3 separate regions of the Homo sapiens genome follow, and regions 2 and 3 are each linked to region 1. The links are chromatin loops, found by intact Hi-C in ENCODE. Cell type or tissue: endothelial cell of umbilical vein. All regions are shown on one strand. Region 1 overlaps LOC102723324 (a long non-coding RNA gene). Region 2 has its middle 29 kb from the start of MEGF9. Region 3 overlaps GSN (gelsolin).

Evidence for each region. Hi-C counts contacts between places; a loop is a spot of excess contacts. Peaks named below come from ENCODE experiments on the same cell type or tissue, not always from the same donor. Only the 100,000 strongest peaks of a DNase experiment are listed, where the experiment ranks them.
Region 2: a loop joins it to region 1, with 4 times the contacts of the local background. A loop is called at or near these places in 13 of 110 quality-filtered maps.
Region 3: a loop joins it to region 1, with 6 times the contacts of the local background. A loop is called at or near these places in 10 of 110 quality-filtered maps.

Annotation. Positions count from the first base shown.
Region 1 is chr9:121,396,646-121,404,645 of GRCh38, reverse strand. The region is part of intron 3 of LOC102723324 (a long non-coding RNA gene); the gene reads right to left. Among named protein-coding and RNA genes, the nearest start is that of STOM, 30 kb to the right of the region's middle. In endothelial cell of umbilical vein, a CTCF peak has its summit at 4,317 (motif pointing right); DNase peaks (open chromatin) are centred at 4,335 and 6,125; H3K27ac peaks cover 1,513 bases.
Region 2 is chr9:120,739,020-120,747,019 of GRCh38, reverse strand. No RefSeq gene overlaps it. Among named protein-coding and RNA genes, the nearest start is that of MEGF9, 29 kb to the right of the region's middle. In endothelial cell of umbilical vein, a CTCF peak has its summit at 3,884 (motif pointing left); DNase peaks (open chromatin) are centred at 5,189 and 6,689; H3K27ac peaks cover 1,241 bases.
Region 3 is chr9:121,275,162-121,283,161 of GRCh38, reverse strand. GSN (gelsolin) reads right to left here. Exons shown (of 18, transcript NM_198252.3): 2 at 1,600-1,692. GSN-AS1 (GSN antisense RNA 1) reads left to right here. Exons shown (of 1, transcript NR_103560.1): 1 at 1-2,394. Among named protein-coding and RNA genes, the nearest start is that of GSN-AS1, 6.4 kb to the left of the region's middle. RefSeq lists an enhancer at 489-1,688. In endothelial cell of umbilical vein, a CTCF peak has its summit at 4,298 (motif pointing left); DNase peaks (open chromatin) are centred at 1,151 and 4,261; H3K27ac peaks cover 2,093 bases.

The sequences.
Region 1 (8,000 bases):
TCTATTTAAAAAGACTAATAAAATTGACAAACCACTGGCAAAATTAGACAAGAAAAAAAGAAAGCACAAGTAACAGTATCATATAAAAAGGGGGAGCTACTCTTACCAATAATACAGATATTTAAAAGCTAACAAAGCATATTATAAGCAACTTTAATAAATTTGAATATATGGATGAAATAGAAATTATTTTAGAAAAATATAAAATTACAAATGACACAAGAAGAAAACTGTCCCACAAAATAACGCTAGGCCCTTACCTCAGACCATTTACAAAAGTTAACTCACAATGGATAAAAAATCTAAACATAAGAGCTAAAACTATGAAACTCTTAGAAGAAAATATAGGAATAAATGATTATCTTGGATTTAGCAAAGATTTATTTCTTTAAAAAGAATTTTTTTTTTTTAGAGACAAAGTTTCACTATGCTGTTTCACTATAATACACTGTTTCACTACAGTACAGTATTAAAACCTCAAACTCCTGGGCTCAAGGGATCCTCCCGCCTCAGCCTCCCAAGTAACTGGGACAACAGGCGCACACTACCATGCACAGCTGGGAATGGTTTCTTAGATATGACACCAAAAGCACAATCAAAAGAAAAAAATAAATTAGAATTCATCAAAATACAAAACTTTAGTGTATCAAAGAATACTAACAACAAAGTGGAAAGACAACCCATAAAATGGGAGAAAACTTTTGCAAATAATTTACCTGATGAGTTAGGTATGTAGAATATGTAAAGAACTCACACAACTCAAAAAACAGCTTTCCACAGTAGCTGAACTAATTTACATTCCCACCAAAAGTGTATAAGTTTCCCTTTTCTCTGCAGGCTTACCAGCATCTATTTATTTTTATTTTTTAATAATAGCCAGCCCGGCGCAGTGGCTCACAACTGTAATCCCAGCACTTCGAGAGGCTGAGGCGTGTGGATCACGAGGTCAAGAGATGGAGACATCCTGGCCAACATGGTGAAACCCCATCTCTACTAAAAATACAAAAATTAGGTGGGCATGGTGGCTGAGGCAGGAGAATCACTTGAACCCAGGAGGCAGAGGTTGCAGTGAGCTGAGGTTGTGCCACTGCACTCCAGCCTGGCAACAGAGCGAGATTCCATCTAAAATATAATAAAAATAAAATAATAATAATAATAGCCATTCTAACTGATATGAGATGGTATCTCATTATGGTTTTGATTTGCATTTCTCTGACAATTAGCGATGTGGAGCATTTTTTCATGTATTTGTTGCCCACTTGCAGGTCTTCTTTTGGGAAGTGTCTGTTCATGTCTTTTGCTCATTTTTTAAATGGGGTTATTGGTTTTTTGCTTGCTGATTTGTTTAGGTTCCTTATAGCTCTAGATATCAGACTTTTGTCAGATGCATAGTTTGCAAACATTTTCTCCTATTCTGTAGGCTGTTTACTCTGTTGATAGTTACTTTAATTGGTAGCTTTAATTGGAAGCTTGTTACTTTAATTAGGTACCACTGGTCAATTTGTTTCCGTTGCAATTGCTTTTGAGGACTCAGTTATGAATTATTTCCCAAGGCTGATGTCCAGAATAGGTTTCTTAGGTTTTCTTCTATGATTCTTATAGTTTGAGGTCTTACATTTAAATATTTAATTCATCTTGAGTTAACTTTTGTATTTGGTGAAAGGTAGGGGTCCAGTTTCAGTCTTCTGCATATGGCTAGCCAGTTATCCCAGCACCATTTATTGAATAGAGAGTCCTTTCCCCATTGTTTATTTTTGATGACTTTGTTAAAGATCAGGTGGTTGTAGATGTGTGGCTTTACTTCTGGGTTCTCTATTCTGTTCCATTGGTCTGTGCATCTGTTTTTGTCCCAGTACCATGTTGTTTTGATACTGTAGCCTTGTAGTATAGTTTGAAGTTGCTAATGTGATGCCTCCAGCTTTGTTCTTTTTGCTTAGGATTGCTTTGGCTATCTGTACTCTTTTTTGGTTCCATATGAATTTTAGAATAGTTTTTTCTACTTCTGTGGAAAATAATGTTGGTAGCTTGATAAGAATAGCATTCAATCTGTAGATTGCTTTTAGCCATTTTAACAATATTGATTCTTCTAATCCATGAGCATGGACTGTTTTTCCATTTGTTTGTACCACGTATGGTTTTTTTCAGCAGTATTTTGTAGTTCGTGGAGAGATCTTTCACCTCCATCATTACTTGTATTCCTAGGTTTTTGTTTGTTTGTTTTTTGCAGCTATTGTAAATGGGATTGCATTCTTGGTTTGGCTCTCAGCTTGAATGTTATTGGTGTATAGAAATGTTACTGATTTTTGTATATTGATTTTGTATCTGGAAATTTTGCTGAAGTTGTTTATCAGTTCTAGGAGACTTTTGGCAGTTTTTAGGGTTTTCTATGTATAGATTCCTATCATCAGCAAAGAAGAAGTCAAACTATCTTCTTCTTTTCCTATTTGGATGTCTTTTATTTCTTTCTTTCACCTGATTGCTGTGTCAAGGACTTTCATTACCATGTTGAATAGGAGTGGTGAGAGTGGGCATTCTTGTCTTGTTCCAATTCTCCAGGGGAATGCTTCCAATTTTTGCCCCTTCAGTATGATGTTAGCTGGTTTATCATAGATGGCTCTTATTTTGAGGTATGTTCCTTTGGTGACTATTTTTTAGAGGGCTTTTATCATGATGGGATGTTGAATTTTATAAAAAGCTTTTTCTGTGTCTATTGAGATGATCATATGGTTTTTGTTTTTAATTCTGTTTATGTGGTGAATCACATTTATTGATTTGTGTATGTTGAACCAACCTTGCATCCCAGGAATGAAACCAACTTGATCATGATGAATTAACTTTTTAATGTGCTTCGGATTCAGTTTGCTAGTATTTTGTTGAGGATTTTTGCACATACATTCATCAGAGATATTGGCCTGTAGCTTTCTTTTATCATTATGTCTTTGCCAGATTTTGGTATCAGGGTGATGCTGGCTTTATAGAATGAGTTGGAGAGGAGTCCTTCCTCCTCAAATTTTTTGAATAGTTTCAGTAGAATTGGTACCAGTTCTTCACCACATTAAGAGATTCAAGCAGAAAAAAAGTTACAGTATTTCTACATAGATGCAAAATTTCTAAAGCATTTGATAAAACTTAATATCCATTCAAGATTTTTAAACACTTAAGAAAAAAGAAATAGAATGAAAGTTCTTAATCTAATAAAAAGTATCTGTAGAAAACCAAAGAAAAGTAATGTTTTATGTCAAAAGCTTTTCCTGTAAAGTCAGGAACAATTAAAGGGTGCCTAATATCACCATTTCTATTCTGTGTTGTACTAGAGCTTCTAACTAGTACATGAAGGATAAGAAAAACAAATTAATGGTATAATTATCTACAAATGATAAATTGTATATGTAGGAAAAAGAGATTTATTTGAATTATAAGAGCATTTAGCAAAATCCCTAGATGAATAATCAATATGACAAAAGTAGTTACATTTCCAAACACCAGCCATAATTGTTAGCAAATGATTTTTTAAAGATGCCTTTTTAGCCTAAAAAAATCAAGTATCTACAAATAAGTGTACCAAAAGATATATAAGACTTTTATGTCTATTGAAAGACACTAAGGAAAACTGAAGTAAATCGTGATTGGAAGGCTCAATAGTATAAAAATATCAGTTCACTCTAAAATGATTTAATGATTCAGTTCAATCCCAATAAATATTCCCAGGAGGGTTTTTTTTTTTTTGACAGAATTTGACAGACTGATTTTAAACTTTATGGAAAATTTAAAGGCCAAGACTATCCAAAACATTCTTTTAAAAAATGAGGTGGGAGTTCTTGATGTACTAAATATTAACAATGATTATAAAGTAAAATGATAAAGACAATATGATATTGTCACAGAAATTGACAAATAAATCAATGGAGCATAACCAAGATAGGCAATGACTCACATATAAATGGACACTTCATATATAACAGTAACGGCACTGCAGAGTCCTAAAGAAAAAAAAATAATCTTTTCAGTAAATGGTGCTTTGAAAACAGAACATTCACATGGGAAAAAAATGAAATGTACTCTTTCATCAAAGTAAGCTTCCATGAGTTCAGGGTTCTTTCAGTTTTGTTCACAGCTGTAACCCCAATGCCTAGAAATGTAACTGCAATATAGAAGGTATACATACTCACTCAGTATTTGTGAAGTGAATGAATGAATGAATGAATGAACGAACGAACGAATAAATGACGACTTTGGAAACAGTTCTCAAGTTTTTAATTCATCTGTCTTCTTTTAAACATCTAACTAGGAAAAAAGTACATGAGAGTTACCAGTAGATGGCGCAACATAACAAAGAAAGTAATCAACACATTCTTTCCTTCTGAAAGGAATTGCTTCAAGAAAAGCCTGCTGATGTCACCTGTGCTGTAATAACTCATATTTCACTGACTTATACCCCACTGCACAGATGTTATTCTGTTCTGCTAAGTATTTTAGTTTTTCTTGTACCAGTACAGGTTACCAGTTCCTCCTTCTCCCTTTCCCCACCCTCTCCATCCCTTGGAACTCCCCCAACCTGTATTTAACTGAATCTCCCAATGTACTAAAGCCCTCAGGTTTCCAGAGCTGTGGGGTAGTCCACGGTGAGAAAGAATCTGTCCTCTCTGAGTTACACTCTGTTAAACGGGGTCACAGATTAGTGAAACAGTTCTTTCGTATTTTACTTCCAGCCTCCTTTCTCCGTGGGACCCCAGATTGGATCCATTGGGAGGTAGATTTGAATAGCAACTACCATGCATTATCAAGGATCACCATTTCTTTGCACCACTAAAGGCTCTCTTGCCAGGTCATGGTTATCCCAGAAGGTGTTTCAGTGCTTATGCCGATAAGCTCCTGTCACTAATCTGTCCGCCCATTCATATTAGGCTAGCATGACCAATTTGTCCTGGTTTGCTGGGGACTTTCACAGTTTTAGCATTGGAAGTCTCACATCCCAGGAAATCGAAATCCCTTAATCTTGGATAAACCAGAACAGCTGGTCACTCTACACTAGGCCCAGATCTCTCTGAACCCCACTCAAGCTCAAACCAGATTGTTTCATACAAGTATATAATTTTTAACCACATACATAAATTCCTGTTCTCTCTTCCCACTCCACATAGTCAGCCACCAAGTCTGTCAATTCCACTTCCTATGTATCATTTAAATTCATTTTCTCCTCTAATTCACACTACCTTACTTAGCTCATGTCTCATCATTTTATTCAGAATTACTAGGTAATCTTAAATAATAGCTCTACCCCTAGTATTGCTCATCTCAAATTCTCCCTCATGGAATATCTTTCATATCAATGTGATGTGATCACATCACAGTCCTGTAAAAAAAAAATCACTACTTTTCCCTCAGCATAGGATTTTGTCCACTTTCTTCATATGGTACATAAAGCTCCTTCCAGTATAGCCCTACCTAACATTTCCCGTTTTATCTCCCACCACTCCACTCTTCATACTCTTCACCCCTAGTGCTACTTACTACTCAACTGAACTAATTACTGCTTCCAGAACCCACAATGCCCATAGGCCTTTGCTTCCACTGATCTTATTTTCTAGAATGCCCTCTTGCTTTGCTATCTGGTAATTTACCTTTACTCATCAGAACCACCTAAATTGGGAAGGGAAGTTTGCCCAGACCAAGAGATGCTATGTAGACCAGAAAGAAATATTCAGACAGCCTACAGGAGGACACACATACATGTTTCTTACCATAATACAAGTCCAAAAAAGTTCCTACTTAACAAAATGTACTATTTTGTATACAACCACATATGAAGGGAAAACAACCAAAGTCACATCTGGCCGCTATATCAATAGGTAATGTTATGCAGTCTTTGTTTTCCAAGTTCAGGATTATTGTGCCAGTCCTCGGCCTCTTTAGATTTTGTAGGCAACACAAACCACAAGTGGATGCTCTGCTCTGATCCGGTTACACCAAGTAACTTGTAAGGCTGCTACTTCTGAATGGTGCCTGAAGCAAGAGAAGGCTCTACAGTGGGTCGAGGCAGTGTCATTCCAGTCTGTCTATCCAGTGGTGCTCCAAGTGTCTGTGGTAAGAGTGCTGCATGGCTCCTCACGCAAGCCTCAACAGGAAAATGACACAACACATAGCTAGCTAACAGAACCATACACTCCTCTGCCCCCTTAAAGAAGCAGCTCATAGCTCACTATTACGCCCTGGTAAAAACTGTTTAACCATGGAATTCCTATTACATGACCTAACAATTACATGACATAACTTGCCCATTATGAACAAGACCTAGCTATAATAATGTGCAGCAGCAATCCATTATCAAATAGACATAGTATGTACAAGATCAGACTCAAGCAAGCTCAGAGCACAAGCAAGTTACACGAGCAGGTGGCCCAGACCCCCACAGCACTTACTTCTGATGCCTTTTGGCCTCTCCCTCAACCAGCACTTGTGGTTTCATGGGGAGCTCCTTATGGCCTGTTGAAAGAGGGGGAAAATACACTTGGGCCTTATCCCTGTCAAAATACCAATGACATTCTTCATAAAAACAAAAAAATCCTAAAATTTATACAGGACCACGAAAGATCTTGAATAGCCAAGGCAAACCCAAGCCAGAAAACAAAGCTGGAGGCATCATACTACCTGACTTCAAAATATACCACAAAGCCATAGTAATCAAAACAGCATGGCACTGACATAAAAACAGACACATAGACCAATGAGACAGAATAGAGAACCCAGAAATTAATCTATGTATCTACAGCCAACTGATTTTTGGCAAAGGGACCAAGAACATACATTGGGGAAAGGACAATCTCTTCAATAAACAGTGCTGGGCCAGGCACGATGGCTCATGCCTGTAATCACAACACTTTGGGAGGATGAGCAGGGAAGATTGCTTGAGCCCAGAAGTTCAAGACCAGCCTGGGCAACAAAGGGAGACCCCTCTCTACAAACACACAAAATATATTTTTTTAAAACAGCCAGGTGCAGTGGCATGCACCAATAGTCCCAGTGACTTGGGAGGCTGAGGTGGGAGGATCACTTGAGCCTGGGAAGTTGAGGCTGCAGTAAGCCATGATTGCACCATTGCATTCCAGTCTGGGTGATAAAGCAAGACCCTGTCTCAAATAAATAAATAAATAAATAAATAAATAAATAAATAAATAGTGCTGGGAAAACTGAATATCTATACGCAGAAGAATGAAACTAGACCCCTATCTCTCACCATACACAAAAATCAACTAAAAAGGGATCAAAGACCTAAATATAAAACCCAAAACTATAAAAGTACTAGAAGAAAGATTTTAGGGGAAATGCTTCAGGACATTGCTCTGGGAAAAGACTTTATGAATAAGACCTCAAAAGCACAGGCAACAAATGCAAAAATAAATGGGATTATATCAAACTAAAAAGCTTCTGCACAGCAAAGAAAACAATCAACACAGTGAAAAGACAACTTACAGAATGGGAGAAAATATCTGCAAACTACTCATCTGACCAGGGATTGATATCCAGAATACACAAGAACGCAAATATCTCAACAGCAAACAAACAATATGATTAAAAATGGGCAAGTGATCTGAACAGACATTTTTCAAATGCAAATGACCAAAAGGTATATGAAAAAATGCTCAATATCACTAATTATCAGGGAAATGTAAATCACAACCACAATGATATAACATCTCATCCAAGTCAGGCTGGCTATTATCAAAAATACAAAAAAAAAAAAAAAAGTGCTGGCAAGGATGCAGAGAGAAGGGAACTCTCATACACTTGGTGGGAATATAAACTAGTACAGCCAGTAGGGAGAACAGTATGGAGGTTCCTCAAAAAACTACAAATAGAGCCACAGTATGATACTGAAATTCCTCTACTGGGTATTTATCCAAAGGAAAGGAAATCAACATATTGAAAAGAAACCTGCATGCCCATGTTTACTGCAGCACTATTCACGAGAGCCAAGATAAGGAATCAACCTATGTGTGCAA
Region 2 (8,000 bases), 660 kb after region 1:
GCTAGATACAGAGTGTCCACAGAAAGGTTCTCCAAGTCCCCACCAGAGTAGCTAGATACAGAGTGTACACTGGTGCATTCACAAACCCTGAGCTAGACACAGGGTGCTGATTGGTGTGTTTACAAACCTTGAGCTAGATACAGAGTGCCGATTGCTGTATTTACAATCCCTTAGCTAGACATAAAGGTTCTCCAAGTCCCCACCAGACTCAGGAGCCCAGCTGGCTTCACCCAGTGGATCCCGCACCCGGGCTGCAGGTGGAGCTGCCTGCCAGTCCCGTGCCGTGCACCCACACTCCTCAGCCTTCGGGTGGTTGATGGGACTGGGCGCCGTGGAGCAGGGGGCAGCGCTCGTCAGGGAGGCTCGGGCTGCACAGGAGCCCACGGAGGGGTGGGGAGGCTCAGTCATGGCGAGCTGCAGGTCCCGAGCCCTGCCCCGTGGGAAGGCAGCTAAGGCCTGCCGAGAAATTGAGCACAGCAGCTGCTGGCCCAGGTGCTAAGCCCCTCACTGCCTGGGGCCGGCAGGGCCGGCCAGCCGGCCAGCCGCTCTGAATGCGGGGTCTGCCAAGCCCACGCCCACGCGGAACTCGCGCTGGCCCACAAGCACAGTGGGCAGCCCTGGTTCCCGCCGGCGCCTCTCCCTCCACACCTCCCTGCAAGCTGAGGGAGCCGGCTCCTGCCTTGGTTCCTGACTTCAGGTAATCTACCTGCCTCGGCATCCCAAAGTGCCGAGATTACAGGCGTGAGCCACTATGCCCAGCTGATCTTGTTCTTTTTTATGACTGCATAGTATTCTACGGTGTATATGTACCACATTTTCTGTACCCAATCTGCCATTGATGGGTATTTAGGTTGGTTCCATGTATTTGCTATTATGAATAGTGATGTAATGAACATACATATGCATTTATCTTTATGGTAGAACAATTTATATTCCTTTAGATATCTATCCAGCTGTGGGATTGCCAGGTGAAATGGTAGCTGTGGTTTTAGTTCTTTGAGGAATTGCCACACTGCTTTCCACAATGGTTGAACTAATTTGCACTCCCACCAGCAGCGTATAAGTGCTTTCTTTTCTCTGCAACCTGGCCAGCATCTGTTATTTTTTGACTTTTTTTTTTTTAAGACAGAGTTTGGCTCTTGTCGCCCAGGCTCGAGTGCAATTGTGCAATGTCAGCCCACTGCAACCTCTGCCTCCCAGGTTCAAGCAATCCTCCTGCCTCAGCCTCCCGAGTAGCTGGGATTACAGGCGGCCGCCACCCTGCCCAGCTAATTTTTGTATTTTTAGTAGAGACAGGGTTTCACCACTTTGGCCAGGCTGGTCTGGAACTCCTGACCTCAGGTAATCCACCCGCCTCGGACTCCCAAAGTGCTGGGATCACAAGTGTGAGCCACTGCGCCTGGTCTTGACTTTTTAATAATAGCCATTCTGACCTGTGTGACATGGTATCTTGCTGTGGTTTTGATTTGCATTTCTCTAACAATCAGTGATACTGAGCATTTTTTCATATGCCTGTTGGCCGCATGTGTGTCTTCTTTTGAAAGTGTCTGTTCATACTCTTTGCCCACTTTTTAATGGGGTTGTTTGTTTTTTGCATGCACAGTTGTTTAAGTTTTTTGTACATTCTGGATATTAGACCTTTGTCAGATGTATAGTTTGCAAATATTTTCTCCCGTAGTGTTCTTTGATGAGGTAGTCTAGATCTGAAGATTAGATTCTGAGCATCGTAACACTAAAGGCAATAAGAGCTACAGAAAAGTGTAAAATAGTTTACTGATTCAAAAGCCAGAAAAATAAAGAACTTTTAAACATATTTTGACAAATAGTTTAGAATGATATTCATTTGAGTTAGCATTCAGTGAATGTGAGTGACTGACATGACCCTGTTCTTAGTGTTAAGAAAATTGAAGTATAGGGAATCCTAAATAAGTTAAAATGGTATCTTACACCAGTTTAACAAGTTAAACTTTTTTTTTTTTTTTTTTTTTTTTTTGTGACGAAGTCTCACTCTGTCACCCAGCCTGGAGTACAGTGGCACTACCTTGGCTCACTGCAACCTCCACCTCCCAGGTTCAGGCGATTCTCCTGCCTCAGCCTGCTGAGTAGCTGGGACTATGGGTGCGCACCACCACGCTCAGCTAATTTTTGTATTTTTAGTAGAGACAGGGTTTTACCATGTTGGTCAGGCTGGTCTCCAACTCCTAACCTCATGATCTGCCCCCCTCAGTCTCCCAAAGTGCTGGGATTAGAGGCATGACCCATCATGCCCGGCCTAACAAGTTAAACCATTAATTCACATTTGACAGTTGCATTTAACAAATTTGTATTAATTTGCATTTAACATTGCATTTAACAAATCCCACTGGCCTTCAGGCTGTACTCTGCGTATACTAAGATGTTTCCCGCTTTGGAGTTTTTTAGATATTGTTCCATTTGCCTGAAATGGAAGTGTTTCTCCTGGATCTTCACAGGTTTTGCTCCTTCTCAGTACTCACAGCTATCCTCAAATTTCACCTTTCTAGAGAAGATTTCCATGACCACTCTGTCTATAAGAACCTGATCTCGACCCTCAATCATTCTTGAACTCCATACTTTGTTTTTCTTCACAGCCCTTATTCCATATGGTATTATACTGCCCCGTATATCTATCCATTTACTAATTTATTGTGCGTCTTCGCCCATATGAGGCTGGGGGCTTTTTCTATCTTGTTCCACAAGGCACAGATCCCTAACACGTGAGATAATACAATACTTGGTACAAAGCAGGCACTCAGTTAAAGAATTGCTAAATTAATTTAAAAAATCCCCTGTGCATGGCCGCGTCTATCAGTTATCTATTACTGTGTAATAATCTACTCTGAAACTTAGTGGCTTAAAATAATGATTTGTTATTTTTCACAATTTGGCGGGTTGACTGGGTCTGCTGGGCTCACCAGGCAGCTTACAATCACTGGTGGCTGGTCCGGGAATATGTGGGCTAAGACAGCTTTATCCACGAGGCTGGGGCCTCAGCTGGGACAGCTGGGCTTCTCTGCATGGCCTTTCAACCTAGGCTTCTGAACTCAATGCCAGAAGCCTCCCAAGAAAGCAAAGGGAGAAGCAGTGAGACCTTGAGGTCTAGGCTCTGGAACTCTGCAAGTCACTTCTACCATGTTCTCTTGGTCAAAGCAAGTCCAGAATCAAGGCGTGAGGAAATAGATCTACCTTTTGATGGGAGAAACCACAAAACACCGTGGTCCTGCTTTTCAACATACCACATTACTCCACAGCAGCCTTCTTTCTTTTTTTTTTTTTTTGAAATGGAGTCTCACTCTGTTGCCCAGGCTGGAGTGCAGTGGCACGATCTCGGCTCACTGGAAAACAAACATTCACATTGATAGAAACAAGATATGAGTACTTCATTGATTCATTCATTCAAAAAATATTTGTTGCGTATCTACTACATGCTGTTTTCAACACACTAGATCCTGGTAATTCATGGTAAACAGACATGATTCTCACTCTTCTGGTGTTTACAGTATTTAAATTCTGCTGATGTTTGTTGGATATCTACTATACATTATACATTTTTAAAAAGTTTTTTCAATATAGAGATGGGGGTCTCACTATGTTGGCCAGGCTAATCTCAAACTCCTGACTTCAGGTGATCCACCCACCTCGGCCTCCCAAAGTGCTGGGATTACAGACCTGAGCCACCGCATCTGGCCCCAAAGCAGCTTTCTAAGTTTGTAAATAGCATTACAGAAATCATCCACCTTTGCTCAGCCCAGTGCCTGGCAGCCGACAAGCCCTCGCTGTTGGTCCAGGGATGAATGAATGTCATCAGTGATTGATTCCACAGTCTTCCACAGTGTGCCACTTGTCTAGACATATTGGCCTATACTGTCCCCTAGTGGAATTTGAGAATTGGTACATTCCACCTGAGACCTAAGGATACATTCTCTAATGGGAGATTGAATTGTAGGATTCCAGGTTACAGATAAGGGCGGTGGCCCCTGAACTTTAGCACAGATACAAGTTATAGAGTGATCTTATCAAGAATGACAGATTTGGCTGGGCGCAGTTGCTCATGCCTGTAATCCCAGCACTCTGGGAAGCTGAAGCGGGCAGATCACGAGGTCAAGAGATCGAGACCATCCTGGCCAACATGGTGAAACCCCATCTCTACTAAAAATACAAAAATTAGCTGGGCATGGTGGCGCATGCCTGTAATCCCAGCTACTCAGGAGGCTGAGGCAGGAGAATCGCTTGAACCTGGGAGGCAGAAGTTGCAGTGAGATCCGCCACTGCATTCCAGCCTGGCGACAGAGCGAGACTCCGTCTCAAATAAATAAATAAATAAATAATAATAATAATAATAAAAGAATAGCAGATTCCTGGGCTCCATCCCAATAAGTTCAATAAGTCTGAAATGGTCTAAATTCATTAAGTCCTAGCCCTTTATTTAACCTCTGTAATGAGTGGGTGCTCGAGGTTGAGGCTACAGTTGTGGGAAGAGGACCCTATGTTTAAGGGCAATGAGATGAGCATTAGAAAACAGATCTGTCACTTAGTCTGTGTAATCTTGGGAAATCCACTTAATATCTATGATTCTAGTTCTCTCATCTGTGAAATAGAGTTAATGATACCTATCTCATAGGGCTGTTGTAAGATTAGAAATAGTGCCTAGTTACAATGCTTAGTAGCTAAATTATAACTCATAAAGTGGGGGTTAATATTATTGGTATAGTACAATGACAAAGGTTTGTAAAAAATGTATAGCGTTGGCCAGGTGTCGTGACTCATGCCTGTAATCCCAGCACTTTGGGAGGCCAAGGCAGGAGGATTACTTGAGCCCAGGAGTTTGAGACCAGCATGGGCAACATAGTGAGACCCCCATCTCTATATTGAAAAAAACTTTAAAAATATGTAAAGTGTATAGTAGATGTTCAACAAACATTAGCAGAATTTAAATACTGTAAGCACCAGAAGAGTGAGAATCATGTCTGTTTACCATTGATTACCAGGATCTAGTGTGTTAAAAACAGCATGTAGTAGGTGCGCAACAAATATTTTTTGAATGAATGAATGAGACACTCATATCCTGTTTCTATCAGTGTGAATGTTTGTTTTCCCAATGTATATTTCCTTATAAGCACTGGATGTACCAGAAATTTGTTGTGTGTGTATGTTTTAAGTTGTTTTGTTTTAAGTTCTCCAAGGACTTACAGACACTTTGTTTTTTTGTGTACCTCAACACTGACTAAGCTGCCAGGAGTCAAGCTGTTTTTAGAAAAGTTCTTTTTATTCAGCAGAACATTGACTACAAAAAGAAAAAGAAAAAAAAAGGTGTTTTTTTTTGTTTTTTTTTTTAGTTATATAGTGATAAGAACACCAGCCTTGAAGACAAACTACTTCAGTTCAAATCTCAATTCTAACTAGTTGTGTTACTTTAGCAAGTCACTCACCCTCTCTGGACCTCAGTTTCCCCATTTGAAACATGAAGGAGTTCAAGGATCATTTCTGCTCTAATGTATTAGGATTCTGTATGTCTAATTCAGTGTTTTAAATAACCCCTTTATTGTAAAACTAATACATGTCTATTGCCAAATATTTGAAAAATATCAAAAGGAGTAAATAAGGAAGTAAAAACCGCTGTCAATAGCACTCACCCAGAAGAACCACTGTTGACATTTGGGTGAATATTCTTCTAGTCCTCTTTACAGCTATGGATAATTTTTACCAAAAATTATCAGAACATATATTCCATTTTGTAATGTGCTTTCTCACTTAATATGTTAGCAGACTTTTTACATCATCAGTGTTCTTCAAGAGCATGATTCTAATCTCTGTGGAAGGTTGAATCATAATTCATTTAAACAATCCCCATTGGATATTTAGGTTAGTTCTATTTTTTAGCATAAGTAAGGCTTCGACAACCAGCCTTTATACAAATCTGTACCCACATCTCTACATTTTTCCCCTTAGGTTAAATTGTAAATTTTTTTTTTTTTTTTTTGAGACAGTGTCTCCCTCCATTACCCAGGCTGGAGTGCAGTCGTGCGATCGTAGCTCACTGCAGCCTCAAACTCCTGGGCTCAAACCATCCTCCCGCTTTAGCCTCCCCGTGTAGCTGGGGATACAGGTGTACACCACCAAACCTGGCCAAAACTTTTAAATGTATCACCAAATTGCCCTCCAAGTGAAGTTACACATGTGTACACTCTCATGAGTAACGTTTGAGTGGCTATTTCCCCATGATCTCTCCAACACTGGTTATTGTGGTTTTTTAAAAGACCTTGCCAATGTCATAGGTAAAAAAATAGCATATCATTGTTTGAATCTAATGTTATTTTCATTATACTGTTTTATTTCTGGTAGAATGTAAAATTGCATACATACTATTTTTACAACTTTATAAAAATACATGGAACACACATGTTTCAAATGTGGAAAGAACAATAGAAAAATGTCAGTAGTTGTATGATGGGATTGTAATATAATTCTTTTATGTTGTAAATTTTTTAAATTAAAAAGAATCTCTGTAGCAGATGGCTACTTATTCCTCCAAATTCTTCCCCTCTTCCTGGGCACAGTTGCCCAGCTACAGGCTACATTTCCTAGACTCCTGTGCAGCTGGATGTGACCATGTGGTTAAGTGTGGACTAACCAAATATTGAAAGGAAGTGATGTGAACATTTTCTGGGTCATCTCCAGATTTAAGCTCCTTATCTGGAATGTTGGTTCTTCCTCCTTTCCCAGAGTTAGCAACCCAGCCTTGATTAAGCAAATAATGACACCTTAGGGGATGGAGACCAACAGGGAAACTACCTGTTTTTTGTTTTTTGTTTTTTTGACAGAGTCTTGCTCTGTAGCCCAGTGGCATCATCTTGACTCACTGCAACCTCCGCCTCCTGGGTTCAAGCAATTCTCCCTGCCTCAGCCTCCCGAGTAGCTGGGATTACAGGTGTCCGCCACCACGCCCTGCTAATTTTTGTATTTTTAGTAGAGACGGGGTTTCGCCATATTGGCCAGGCTGGCCTTGAACTCCTGACCTCAGGTGATCCACCTGCCTCGGCCTCCCAAAGTGCTGGGATTACAGGCATGTGCCACCGCTCCTGGCTGAAACTGTATCTGTTTATGGCGGCATCACTTGACCAATCCAGCCTGGTTGTTTTGTTTTGTAAGAGAAAAATTAATTTTGATGTTTTTGCACCCACGATATTTTGGGGCCTCTTTGTTACAGCAGTGTAGCTGTGACCCTAATAATCTCAAACTTCTCCCTAAGACTGGGGACATTTTAGGGACAGTTTCACAGTTTGTGGAGCTGATTGGAAGCTGGTAGCAGAGGACTGGGAAGCTACTATATACTTTCCTGAATACTAGAAAATGTTTTTTTTTTATATTCCTTCATATAAACTTTAACAAAATTCTGTGTTAGTATATTTTTTGTTTACAAGGTTTAGAAATAAAAAAATATAATTTATGGTCGATACAAAATACAAAATCACAACGTAAACATCACAACTATAAGTATCCAAAAAAATAAGCTGCCAACCAACATGCTCCATTGAGGATAAATTTCTCTTATTAATAATACTTTGAAGGCTACAGGTTATCACTGGTTTTGCTACATTGTGTACTTTTAATGGCAATGATTGTGGTTTACATGATCATGACAATAAGAAGCATACTTTTATTTTTTTATTTTTATTCTTTTTTTTTTTGAGACGGAGTCTCACTCTGTCGCCCAGGCTGGAGTGCAGTGGTGCGATCTCAGCTCACTGCAACCTCCGCCTCCTGTGTTCACGCCGTTCTCCTGCCTCAGCCTGCCGAGCAGCTGGGACAACAGGCGCCCGCCACCACGGCCGGCTAATTTTTTTTTTCTTTTTTCGTATTTTGAGTAGAGATGGGGTTTCACCATGTTAGCCAGGATGGTCTCGATCTCCTGACCTCGTGATCCGCCCGCCTCGGCCTCCCAAAGTGCTGGGATTACAGGCATGAGCCACCGCGCCTGGCCA
Region 3 (8,000 bases), 120 kb after region 1:
ACAGGGCCCTAACTAAAAAGAGAAGAGGAAATAAACCAGACAGTGCAGCCTCCCAGAAGCAAAAGGAGGGAGTTTCTGGAACTGCACTAGAGACTGGCACATGGAGTCCTGAGGAAAGAGCACTGGATTGGACATCGAGGAGGTCACTGGGGCCTCCCTGATTGAACCAAGGTTCCGTGGAGGTGGGCACAGGGCTGGTACATTGCAGGGGGCAGAGGAGTAAAGAGGGATGAATAAGCAAAGCTCTCAGGCGACGGTTGCTCAGCTGGGTCTATGCCAGCCTGGCCCTGCAGGGTCTGCGGAAGACAGGGCCCCTGTGTCATAGTCACCAAAAGCATCAACAGAGCATAACATTCTTTTTGTTGACAGATTACATTGAGGCAACTTGGCTTTTGGAGTTATCAGGGCTCAGTCTCAAAGGCAGATGCATCAGAGCCAAGACCCGGCCCTCAAGTCCTCCTATTAGGGCAGCACTAGGGCTACCTCTTTGTCAGCAGAACCTTTGGATAGCCGCTGATGGGGTGAGTCAGCTTTCTGGGCCCGGCAGACCTTTTGGGAATCCCTGGCTTTTGGGGCACAACATCCTGGGGACCACCAAAAAGCCCTTTCACCTGAGCTTTGGGAAAGAGGAACAGCTCCGGCTGTGGGTGGCTCATGTCACCATCTGGAAGCCAGCTGGGCCACAGCAGACGCGTAAGTCCTGTATTCATTCATCCCCTTCTCCTTTTGGCAGAAAAGGGATGGCGTGGGTTGGAGGGGTGTTTTCCTGGGTTCTTGCACAATTGCTCATTAGAAATTCACTTCTGTTTGGGTGTTGGAAGCTGGGCGATTCCCCCTAGTAGTGATCCTTCCTGTCTCACTGGTCACAAAGCCCTTTGGCATCTACAAGCTCGTTGGGTCCACACAGCAGCTTTGTTAGGTGGGTAGGGGGAGACCAAGGCACCCATCCTACAGGTGGAGAAACCGAGGCTGAAGCTGGGAGGTGAGCCAGTCTCCTGGCTTCCAGCCCAGGACTCTGCACTCCTCCCCCCACCTCCCCACCTACTTCAGCAGGTCACCTGTGAATCTGATAGTCAGGTGGGCCCCACCCTGCCAGCTGGCCCCAGCGGGCATGACTCATCCGCTTCCCCATGACTCACACACCTCAGGTGCTCCTCCTCTGGTCAACAAGTCCAGAGACTTGGCAAATGGACCCCCATTTTTCTCACCTCTCCAAAGCCTCTGGGAAGAATTCCTGCACCTCCTCTTTATGGGGACTCTGCTCTTCTACAGAATAGCAACCAAGGCCTTGAGAGGGAAAGCAACTCTCCTAAAGTCACATAGCAAGCAACCAGCACAGCCAGGGTGGGAGCCAGGCATCCGGGCACCGAGCCCAGTCCCGGCCTCCTCCCTACAAGATCACTCTCGCCTGACCTCCCTCTCAAGGACAGGAAAGGAGCAGAGACGCACTCTGAGCCTTATTAGGAAGACCTCAGGGACTCCCACTGAATCCACTGTGGCTACAGCGGCTGCTTCCACCACTGAAGTCCCCTCCAGGCTTCCCTGGGCAGCCAGGGCGGGGTTTAAGAGGACGACAGGTGTCTGTATTGCTCTACCTACCTAACAAGGCTGTGCAGGGTGAAGAGTGCTGCTCCGTGGGAAGGCGCTGGGACCAAGGCCGAAGCACTGGACAAAGAGAGCTATGAGCACTACCTGTAAACAAAGGGCACAGAATGTCAGCCTCAGGGGGAGTTCAAGGTCATCTGGTCAAATCCCCATTTGATGTTTCAACCCCTTTCCTCCCCTCCACCAGGGGTCACACAATCAGTACTTGCACACATCCAGCAACACCGCACTCACTACCTGCCAAGGCTGCAAGACCTGCTGCTGGAGGGTTTGGCTGCGTAAAAGAATTGTCCTAAGGATGCACTAAAATCTCTCTCTTCTTATGCCTTGTACCTGCTGGTATTAGCTCTGCCTCCTTTTGGGTCAGCCAGAACAGGTCTGTCCCCCTCTTTCCTGATGGCTCTTTGGAGATTTGAAGACAGTGATCCTGGGCCCCTCAAGTCTTCTACAAATTGTGCACCCCCTTTCCTCCAGCTCTTCCTGAGACCAGGGTTTCCGGTTCGCTCACCCTGTTCCCTGATCTGCTCCAGATGAAACCTGTCCCTACTGACAGCACAAGACCCAGAATTAGACAATCAGTCAAGCTCTATCCAGGACAGGGCAAGCAGGACTCTCACCTCCTTCATTAGAGATATCATGCTTCTATTAATTGAGCCTAAAATCCCATTTGCATTTAAGGCAGCCCTATTGCATGGCTGAATTCAGTTTACAGTCAACTTCAGAGCTGTACGTTAGTACTCTGAAGTTATATAAACTGGGCCCTCACTTAACTGTGTAACTTGAGCAAGCTACATCACTTCTCGGAGTCTCAGTTGCCTTTGCTGTTCAAAGAGGGATAATATTAGAACCTACCATGAGATAAAACATGTTCAGGGTTTTGCACAAGGCATGTGTTTACTCTAATTATTACCCTGATTATTAATAATTAAATTTCTAAGTCTTTTGCCTGCAAATTGTATCTTTCTCATCCTGCACATGTGCGATTTGGGGACCCACCCTGTTGATATGTCATATTCGCAGCTCTGTACCTCAGCATCAGTCTATTATTGTTCTAATGCACTACTGCTGAGCAAGACTGCATTATCAGTGTCTGGTGATAGGACTTTCTCTCCCTCTAGGCTGTAAGCTCCTTGGAGGCAAGGATTCTGTCTGCTTCACCTCTAAAGCTTCAGCATGGCATGTGCCCTGCAAATGGCAGTGCCAGTGGACATATGCTAGATGAGTGGATGAAGGACCATCCCACATCAGCTCATCGTGGAGTATGCAGCTCAGTCCTCCCGCCTCTCAGGGACAACTTGGATCTTCACCGTTCTTCGCCACTAAGAATTCCAGTCATCTACATTCAGAGGGAAGCTGAGCAAACTGGCTCCTGCCCACACTGGAAAATTTCTCTGCCTAAACCAGCTTCCCTAAGCCGAGGGGAGAGTCCAAGATCCCGAAGATGGCAGGGCCGTGCAGGCTCCTGGGATTAAGACACAAACAAGCCCTGTTCTCAGGCTGACAGTAAATGGTTCAGACAGTCCTGATGACTTGTGCATTGTGACTGACACGGGACACAGCCACGGAAGTGGAGTCACGGTACCCAAAACCAGAGAGGTCAGAGGCCAGACACTTATCTGGGCTGCAGGACCTGGTGCCCACCTCTGTGGGTCTTTCTCAAAGACTATGGCAGAAACTTCCTGGTTCCAAGGGACAGACCAAAGCAGAGTTGGGTTCTGTTGTTTCTGCAAATGACTAATGACCTCCCGCACTCTGTCAACTCTGTGTGAGGATGAGCCTTTCGAATCCAGCCCCCCTTCTTTCTACACACCCCAAATTGCACTCTCATCCTCAGATGCACATGGTGGTGCTGCATTTGTTCCCAAGTACAATGTGCTCCTCCCCTACTGCACCTCATCTCGGCAAACAGCACTACCATCCACCATCCACCATCCACCCGGTGGACCAGTCCAGACACCAGGCCCTCACCCTCCTCAACACACCACTCACCCCTTTTGCTCTGTCACTCTCCCCTCCAGTGTATCACCATGTCTTGCTAGTTCAACCCCTGACTGCATCCAGAGTGTCCCCCCTTCTCCCCACCCCAATGCCAACATCTGGGTCCATAGCCCCATCACCTCTTGCCTGCATGACTGCAGAACCTTCCTAACTGATCCTCCTGCAACCTCTCCCTCCTACAATGCATCCTCCTTAGAGCAAGCCCAGACCATGCCACTCCTCTGCCCAGACCTACCATGGCTCCACTATGGCCCCAGATAAAGTCCAAGATCCTTAACAAATCTCTCCACATTCTTCATGACCTGTCCCCTTCAACTCCTTGAGCCTTGGCCCTCATGGCTTCCTGTCTTCCACTATACCCCACCAGGCTCCAGCCAGATGCAATGGCACTCTGTTCCTGAGTCCTCCGTGTAGTCTCCGTACAGACCTCCACACCCCCTAATCTGCCCGGTCACACTCTACTGTAATAGTCTATTTGCAAGTCAGCCTCCCCAATTGCTCCCATGTATCCCAGAGCCTGGCCTAGGGCTGGGACCACCGCAGCTCAAGATTTACCAAAGTAAGAAACTATGACTCCCATGCGTGCACACGTGTGTAACACATACGTGCACGTGCACACACACATTCACAGAGCCGGCAAAGAGTGCAGATGCTGCCATCTATGGGCAAGAAAAGCATTACACTCTCCCTGAGATTCAGACACACCCCAGGAGCTGAGTTTTCAAACTCAGCCAGGTTTAGAATTAGCCCCAGCTAACTCCAAGTTGGTCTGTTTTCCATTTTGGACCTTAAGGCTGCAGCAGCTTAAAAACAAGGTCAGCAAAACCACTGATTCTAGTCCACCACCCACACACTCCAGATGGAGCCATAAAGAGAAGGGTTTCATTCCAGCACTCACAATCCCAGCCTGGGGCTCTCACTACGTGCCTGTTTGCTGAATCACATCCTAGGACATAGGAACAGAAGACGCCTTCTAATAGTCTCAGCTGTGGAAAGGCCAGTCTTTGGGGAGAGAGCTCGCCCGATGAAAGTCTGCAAGCCACCATGGAACCCTGTCTGTCTAGCTGGCTAAAAAGGAGCTTTCTGCTCTGGAGGTGGGATGGGGGGATACTGGAGCAGAGTATTTTTCTCTCCTAAAAGACTGCTCCCAGTTCATTGGGAGGGCCTTCAGACCTGATGGGAGTAACATGATATCTGTCCATTAATGCCATAAGCGTTCAAATGGCCACCCCTAATAACAATAGTTATCATTTTCTGTGCACCTTCCAAGCGTTAAACTCTACAGGCATGTCTCATCATTGCAATAACTCTACCAGGCAGCAATCTTTGTCCTCATTTTGTGAAGCTAGGACACAAGCTCAGAGAGGTGAAGTAATGTGCTCAGGGTCACACAGCTAAGATGTCTGGGCAGTTCCCACCAACGCAGGCTGCCTCCCCTACGTCTTGACCTCACTATATTTCAAAGCTATAAGGCTGGGCCTCTTGCTGACTAGAAAAAAAAAAAAAAGAACATGCAAATCTTTGGGTACTCTAGATCATGGGTCAGCAAACTTTTTCTGTAAAAGGGCCAGACCGTAAATATTTTAGGCTCCATAGGCTACACACCCTCTCTGTTGCATATTCTTCCTTGTTTGTTTGTTATTGTTGTTTTTTAACAACACTTTAAAACTATAAAACCATTCTTAGCTCAGAGGCATACAAAAACAGACTGGGGCCTCCCCAGGACTGTAGTTTGCATCCATAAATACAGAAAGAATGTTTATAATCTCAAGTATAAAAACTTCTGGTGAAAGGGTTGATCAAATGCTAGCTGTATTTCTCCCCCTTCCAATGGCTTTCTACTGAGTCACTCTCTTTCCTAAAGAAGAACCTACTTTGCTACATAATTAAGCAGCAAAGTATTTTAAGGGCTGTTCAGATTCTAGAAACTCATAGCTGCAGATAAAATAGACAGATAAGTCAGATGTCAAAGACAAGACATTAAAAGATCTGGGCTCCAGGCTAGACCCTATTACTGTCACTGGGTCTTTAGCCCTGAACAAGGGACTTGCCTCTTAAGTCCCTTATCTCATAAGTATTGATTCTACACTAATAACAGATTGTTTTCAAATCTTGCAACTGAAAGTGTGATCCCTGGACCAGCTACATCAGCATCACTAGAAATGCAGAGCCTCAGGCCCCACCCCAGACTTGTGGAACCAGAATCTGCATTTTAACAAAAGCCCCAGGCGATCTTAGAATGCTCTAGAACATCTTTTTTGTCCAGCTGAAACACAGTTCATAAAATCTTTGTTAGCAATGAGGAGAGAAAGGGTCTAAAGACATCTTTCATGATGTCATGGTATTAAGTCTCTGACCTAACACATGTACCAGTGATTTCATAAAGCATTCCACTCTAGGACCAATTGACAGACCAAGATCTACCACTGGATCTTAAAATAAAACCTTAACCAGGTAGAAAGGAGACCTAGGGGAACAGGAAAATGTGTATTCCCCATATTATGGAGGGGTGGGGGCAGGGAATAGGTTAGAGAGAGAAATGACTTACCCAAGACCACACAACCAAGACAAACTAGGCGTATGACCACCACCAGGTTTCTTTCTTTCTTTTTTTTTTATTATACTTTAAGTTCTAGGGTACATGTGCACAACCTGCAGGTTTGTTACATATGTATACATGTGCCATGTTGGTGTGCTGCACTCATTAACTCGTCATTTACATTAGGTATATCTCCTAATACTATCCCTCCCCCCTCCTCCCACCCCACTACAGGACCCGACCACCACCAGGTTTCTTAATCTTCCTTAGTCAGGCCTTAGGTTTCATGAGAACTGAAATCATTTTGGTTTGGTAGAGCAGCAATCAGAGGGCTTGCTGTTGGCTTTGGGAAATTCACTTGCTCTCTCAGGGCACAAGTATCTGTAGCCATGAAGTGAGAGGGTAGAGCCAGGCGATTCCTAAAGCCCTGCTATAAAAGTCATGGTTTGGAAAGTTTTGAGATGAGGAGGCAGTCGGGGGGGTGCGCTATGCCAAGGGTCACCACAGTCACACCAAAGTCTCTGGGGGATGGGATCACAGAGCCAAGTCATTCGGTCCTTTGTGAGGAGGCTGAGGAGGGACCTGGCGTGGGCTCTAGCCATGCATCCCCTTGGGGCCACCTCAGCTGGTCACCACAGGCTGGCACGGATGCTAAGGATGTAGCCCATTTTACAGATGAGGAAAATAGGTCCTTGAGAGGGGCTAGGGCTTCTTACCAAAGCAAGGAATTCTTCCCTTCAACTGACAACAGTGCAAGGGTAGCCTGTATTAAGAAAACCTAACACATGAACACACAGATGTGTGCAAATGGTTGATTTGGGAATAATCAGGCTCTTTATAAATAGTGCATTATATTTTACCAACAGATTTGTTACAAAAAGGATTCATTCAGGGCTTTGATGGCAAGGCTCCCAATGCAATGCTTCTCACACTTGAATTCGCACACGAATTCCATGGGGATCTTGTGAAAATCCAGATTTGGATTCAGTAGACCCAAGGTGGGTAGGGTTGCCAGATAAAACATGAGATGCCCAGTTAAATCTAAATGTCAGAAAGACAATAAGATGTCTTGGTATAATTATGCCCCAAACATTCCAAGGGCCATACTCATGCTTAACTGGCACACTGTTTTTTATTTGCTAAATAAGGCAACCCTAAAGATGGAGTCTGAAATCCCACATTTCTGAAAAGCTCAAAGATGAAGCCTTAGTGCATTTAAAATGCAATTTAAATCTATGAAAACTATATTTTATGCAACCATGAATTTTATGGTCTCTTTTTTAAGACCACTGAACAGTCTAGGCAGGCATCTCCCACCTTCTAAAAGAGCATAGAAAGAATTCTGGCTGCCACTGGAACTGGGAACTTGCCTTCCAAGAGAAACAGGTACTGTGGTGGGAGGGGAGGTGGGAGGGGGATGGATACAGGCTAGCCCACAAAAGCCTGTTTTACCTCCGTTCTGAACGATACAGTTCCTTTGGACTACCAGTTCCTGAAGTGAAGCTCAGGACACCAAGAAACATGGCCGTTTCTTCTCTGAGTCCATGAAATGGGAAGGATCTGTCCCTACCTGCTTCCTTTCCAGGGCTCTTTGGAGTCAGATGAGATAATACAAATTCCCAGCATCCACATGATTGCACTGGCCAAGCATTGTGTTAGGTACTTTGTAGAATTCTGTGAAGTGGGTATTGAAGCCCTAACTGTATAGCTGAGAAAAATGAAACTCAGTGAGGTGATGTCCTCAAGGTCTTAGGGCAAGTGCAAAACATAAACCAGAAGGAGAACCAAGTTCTCTCCACTTCTTCGGCCTGGGATCTTAACTTGTTATGCTTTATTGCTGCTGAATTGTGCAAGTGTA